2 separate regions of the Homo sapiens genome follow, and region 1 is linked to region 2. A link is an interaction called in ENCODE POLR2A ChIA-PET data of the cell type or tissue named here. Cell type or tissue: A673. All regions are shown on one strand. Each heading gives the region's core, and the rest is flanking DNA. Links, peaks and the distances in the headings are about the cores only.

Region 1 (2,931 bases), core at 172-2,671, 320 kb before region 2:
CACCACTAAATATATTTAAACAACGTCAAATTTTGAAAGAAATTTCAAAATTCAGGACCAAATAGTCTGATAAAGACTTACAATAAATATATTGATTTTTATTATAATGATTGATAAACATATTCATTTAGATGTATGTGTTTATCAATTTTTTAAACATCAATCACATTTCTTAAATAACATACTTGCTTGTTGGAGACTGCTTGAATATGTTCATACTGATTTTAATTACAACTAGGTTCAGTAAAGGAAAAGGCAATACTCTATAAAAATAAATTTTTAAATTTGAACATAAATATTTTCCCCCATCAAACTCCAAGTTAAGCAAGCTTGTGTAACTTGTGTAGAAAATCCATCACACCCATCTTTCTGTGTTCCTACTGTCAGCATTTTTCAGTAAGAAAAAAATCTCAGAAGTGTAATGAGCAATCTTATATTTTAGTTAAATCACCCAGATGTTCTTTTTTATTATAATTTTCCCCTGGAAAATAAGAACAGGTGGTTAGTTGCACTCTGCCAAAAAAAAAAAAAAAAAAAAAAAAAAAAAAAAAAAAAAAAAAAGAGAGAGAGAGAGAGAGAGAAAAGGATGATTTAAAAAAATATATAGATTGTCTCATGTCAGTTATTTTTCCAAGAGTAACAACTCTTCCAACAAGAACATGTTCTGTTATAAGCTTCTTAATTCTGCCAAATTCTATTTCAGCTTACTTCATATCTGGGTCTTTGCCACAAACACAAACTGTTTTGTGGTCAGTGTGTTAAAACAATCATCTAGAAACAGTCTGTTTGCATCAGTCTTAACTCAAAATATATTATGTATTTCTCATTGGATTGCCAACACTTTTGCTTAAGCTCACTGTTCAAAAGTTTGAAAATTCAAGTCCGTGTGTGTGTGTGTGTGCGTGTGTGTGTGTATGTGTATGTTTTGCTGGTTTCCCTTTGAATCCTAATTCTTTAACAGCACCTATAAGAAAAATTATCAGAAGTTAGAATGAAATCTCACTTATAAACCAAGGTATGTCTCTTGAAATTACAGATACTGAACATCTTCAAACATTTCCAGATGTTCTAGCTAAATATGTTAAATGTATTGTGGTGAGGTACCTGAGCAAGGACATTTTCACAAGTAAGTCCTTTTGATTACTAAGTAAGCAAGAACGTTTCTTTTAGTAAAAAGAATATTTGCTCATTTTACTTACCAATGGTAAATTTAGCAGCAAGTACTGACATCTGAGCATACACTAAGATATATTTCAGTTTACAATTCTGATGACTTTACATTTGGATTCTGTAAAAAGGTCGTCTTTCTCTGGGACAGTGATAATAAGTGAGATGAGTGAGGAAGGAAGGAGGAAGGAAGGAAGGAAGGAAGGAAGGAAGGAAGGAAGGAAGGAAGGAAGGAAGGAAGGAAATTCAACCTTATAACTTGACGTTAGCTAAGTTATTTTCTGTAAGGGCCAAGTCACATATATTTTAAGCTCTGTGAACCCTATGCTATCTGTCATAGCTATTCAACTTCATGTTTCATAATAAAAAAGCAGACTTAGACAATTGTAAACAAATGAGTGTTGCTGTGTTCCAACAAAGTTTACCTACAAAAGTAGGATGTGAGCTGGATTTGATACATAGGACAGCCATAGTTTGCCAGCCTTGGGTATAAGTGAATATATAATAAAGATGTGCACATGCTTAACGCTGAATATATTTTTGAGTGAGTGATATTGGTTAATAATATTTCCCTCTTTGCATTTGTTCAGCAATAAACTGAAAAATCCTCCACTAATATTTTTAATCTTTATTTTTATATATTTAGGGGGTACGAGTGCAGATTTCCTTTATGTACTTACTCTGTAGTGGTAAAGTCTGGGCTTCCAGTGTACCCATCACCCAAATAGTAAACATTATACCCAATCGATAATTTTTCAAACCTCACTCCCTTTCTACCCTTTCACCTTTTGTAGTCTCCACTGTACATTATTCTACTCTGCTTGCCCATGTGTACCCACTGCTTAGCTCCCAGGTTTAAGTGAAAACATCTAATATTTGACTTTCTGTTTCTGAGTTATTTCACTTAGAATAATGGCCTGCAGTTACATACGTCTTGCTACAAAAGACATTATTTCATTCTTTTTTACGGCTGAGTAGTATTCTGTGGAATTTATACATACCGCATTTTCTTTATCCAGTCATCCATTGATCGATAGTTAGGTTGGTTCCATGCCTTTGCTATTGTGAGTAGTACAGTGATAAACATATGAATGTGCATATCTTTTTGACGTAATGATTTTATTCCATTTGGGTGTATACTCAGTAGTTGGATTGCTCTATTTTTAGTTCTCTGAAAAATCCCCATATTGTTTTCCATAAAGCTTGTACTAATTTACATTCCCACCAAAAGCATGTAAGTGTTCCAATTTCTTCACATCATTCCCAACATCTGCTGTTTTTTGACTTTTTAATAATTGCCATTCTGACTGATGTAAAATGGTATCCCATTGTGGTTTTAATTTGCATTTCTTTGATGATTAGTGATACTGAGCATTTTTTCATGATTTTTGACCACTTGCATGCCTCCTTTGAAAAGTGTTCCTGTTTTTGCCCACTTTTTAATGGGGTTATTTGCATTTTTCTTGCTGAGTTTTTTGAGATATTTGTAGATTCTGATATTAGCCCTTTGTCAGATGCATAGTTTGCAAATACTTTTCCCATTTTGTAGGTTGTCTGTTTACTCTCTTAATTTTTTTTTTTCCGTGCAGAAACTTTTTAGTTTAATTACATCACCTTTGTCTATTTCTGTTTTTGTTGCATTTGCTTTTCAGATCTTAATAATTAATTATTGGCCAACACCAATATCCAGAAGAGATTTTCCGAAGTTTACTGCTGGGATTTTTTATAGTTTCAGGTCTTATGTTTAAGTCTGTAATCCATCTT
Region 2 (2,931 bases), core at 139-2,638:
TATACTAATTTAAAGGTCTAACCTAGCTCAGTATGACTTCATCTTAACTAGCTATACCTATAATGACACAATTTTTAATCAAGGTCATGTTCTGGGCTACTGTGAGTCCTGACTTCAATGTATCATTTTGCAGGGCATAGAACAATCTATAACACTTGGATATAAATGTAATAAAAATTATGTATTTACATCAAGACTTTTCAAATAAAATTGTTGATCTTTTTGTATGAAAAGTTTATATAAGTAGTGGATGAATTTTGGCAGTATTCTGGTTAAATACACAAACGACCAAATGCCGACTGGGCACGGTGGCTCAAGCCTGTAATCCCAGCACTTTGGGAGGCCGAGGTGGGCAGATCACAAGGTCAGGAGAACGAGACCATCCTGCCCAACATGGTGAAACCCCATCTATACTAAAAATACAAAAATTAGCTAGGTGTGGTGGCGCATGCCTGTAATCCCAGCTACTCGGGAGGCTGAGGCATGAGAATCACTTGAACCCAGCAGATGGAGGTTGCAGTGAGCCGAGATTGCGCCACTGCACTCCAGCCTGGCAACAGAGTGAGACTCCATCTCAAAAACAGCAACAACAAAAAATACCTTTTGAGAACTTGTTATGTGCAGGAGCTTTATGTTAGCCTACACACATTTATCACACCCAACCAGTGCAATAGCTATTATATATGTTTTACACAGCAGAAAACACTCAAGCTTACAGAGAAGTAAAGTCTTCACAGCTGTTAATTCCAACATCATTCTCCATAATACCAGTAGTCCTCACAACTCAATGTATGTAAAAATCACCTGAGTACACACGTTAAAAATGTAGATTTCTAGTCAAGATAACCCAAAAACTCTAAATCAGTAGATTGAAAGTAGGAAAAAGCTAGGCATACTTATTTTTAAAACAAATCCTAGTTGACTGATGCGGATGATCTCTTTTTAAATTAAACGACACATCTCAGGTAAACAAGACTCATAAGACATATTACTATTGTCCTAATGCAATTCTGAATTATATAAAATCCACACACAGAAGCTAGGTAACCATGAAGGGATTAGGTGATTTACGTTTCAAAATAATTGTTTCAGGGGTTGAGAGTAGGCAAAATAAAAGATGGCTGGGACCATTATTGAAAGTTTCACCAACTTTATCCGAAATATGGATGTGATGTGCTTAGTTAAGAGGACAGTAATGTATAAACACCTGCTGTGGAGCTTAAGCATAACACATGTAGGGTTAAGTGAACATATGGTGCCTTAAGACTTAAGCAGAAGTATTATGGCATGCAGATAAGATTAAATAGTAAAGGCTCATTCAGAGTTTTGCAGATTCTGAATGTCAGTCTAGGGAAAGTTTTAACAAGTAGTTACCCAAGTTATAAGATGAAGTGAGGGCTTTAGAATTTTAGTAAGTAAGAAACTGGAGAATGATTTATAAGGAATAGAGAATGAAAAAAATACCAGTCAGGTATGCATCTGTTAGAGAAATAAGTTATAAAAGGAAGGAGGGAAGGAAGGAAGGAAGGAAGGAAGGAAAGAAGGAAGGCAGGAAGGAAGGAAGGAAGGAAATCAGGAAGGAAGGAAGGAAGGAGAATTAAATTATTGGGACAATAAGCAGAAATTTTTCACTACATACAATCAAAAAATGAAGGAAGAAAGCCTACAAGGAATGAAGCATAAGTATAAATTAACAAAAATAATAACATTAATAATTTACTGTATGGATTAGTTATTATAATATGTTACATGATTTAGTTCTGAAAAGATAATGTACTTGAAGAAACGGAATTCTATAAATAAAAAGTGATTTTGAAAAGGATTATAAACTATTGTAACTTAGAAGGAACAAGTTCACAGGGCATATGAATGAAAATATTTCAGAAAGTATAAATAATATAAAAGTTCTAACAACTTTTGATTCTGTAACAAATTTTATATCATTACAGTGACAAATATTACTATGAGTGGGATTCTTCTCATTTTTCCCTATGAAGTAGGTGAACTGTGGAAAATAGCTTTTCAACTGAAGTTAAAATATCTTGAAGAAAATTCCAGCTCTGTAATTTAATGGCTTTATTACTTTCATGTAATCATAAAATTATATTTGCCTCACTTCTTTGTATATCTATGATAATAATATTCATTTTTGGTGATAATCCAATGAGATGATGCATATGAAAATGCTTTTATAGCCAAGTTATGAAAAGTACTAGACACTATAATTATTATTATTGACATTATTTTTCACTCTGCTTAACTTTTTAAAATATGTATTGTAAAAGTTAGAGAAATGTAGATGACAAATATTAACCAAAACCAGAAAAAAAATTGTAGCTTAAATGCTACTTGAAAGTAGATATGCAGTACTGTAAAGCCTGGTGATTGACATATTAAAATCTCTTAAGATGTTTTATTTATTTGCCAACAGATATGTGGATCTAAGCTTTAGTTATGCATTAATCTAAAATAATTCACCTGATTTTTAAAGGAATTAGCTCTTGAGATTGCATGCATTGTGAAATTAGAAATTAGAGTGATTAAAATTATTTATATATTATGGAAAGGATATTAGGGTTATATATTTTAAATGTATAACCATATTTTATTAAAGTACCTATTTCACTGCTACCTCTTTTATGTAATATTTGATTCAGTTTTTGGGAATACTAATTTGATACACTATTTGCTGTGCTCTGAATGTTTTGGTTCTCCCAAAATTCATATTTGATATCTAATCCTCAGTGGAATAGTGTTAAGAGGTGAGGCCTTTGGGAGGTGATCAGGTCATGAGGTAGGTGGGATAAGTGCCTTATAAAAGAGGCCCACCCAAGGGAACTTGTTTGCCCCTTCTACCATGTGAAGATACAGCAAGAAGGTACCATCTGTGAGGAAGAGAGTGAGCCTTCACCAGACATTGAATCTGCTGGC

The links. ChIA-PET counts read pairs that join two places held together with the same protein. Peaks named below come from ENCODE experiments on the same cell type or tissue, not always from the same donor. Only the 100,000 strongest peaks of a DNase experiment are listed, where the experiment ranks them.
Region 1: POLR2A ChIA-PET joins it to region 2 with 18 read pairs; 1 of 35 experiments calls an interaction of 5 or more read pairs at or near these places.

Annotation. Positions count from the first base shown.
Region 1 is chr4:115,865,150-115,868,080 of GRCh38, forward strand. No RefSeq gene overlaps it. Among named protein-coding and RNA genes, the nearest start is that of MIR1973, 430 kb to the right of the region's middle. In A673, for the core only: no CTCF peak of the experiment used is centred there; DNase peaks (open chromatin) are centred at 872 and 1,412; H3K27ac peaks cover 2,500 bases.
Region 2 is chr4:116,182,072-116,185,002 of GRCh38, forward strand. No RefSeq gene overlaps it. Among named protein-coding and RNA genes, the nearest start is that of MIR1973, 120 kb to the right of the region's middle. In A673, for the core only: no CTCF peak of the experiment used is centred there; a DNase peak (open chromatin) is centred at 1,370; H3K27ac peaks cover 2,500 bases.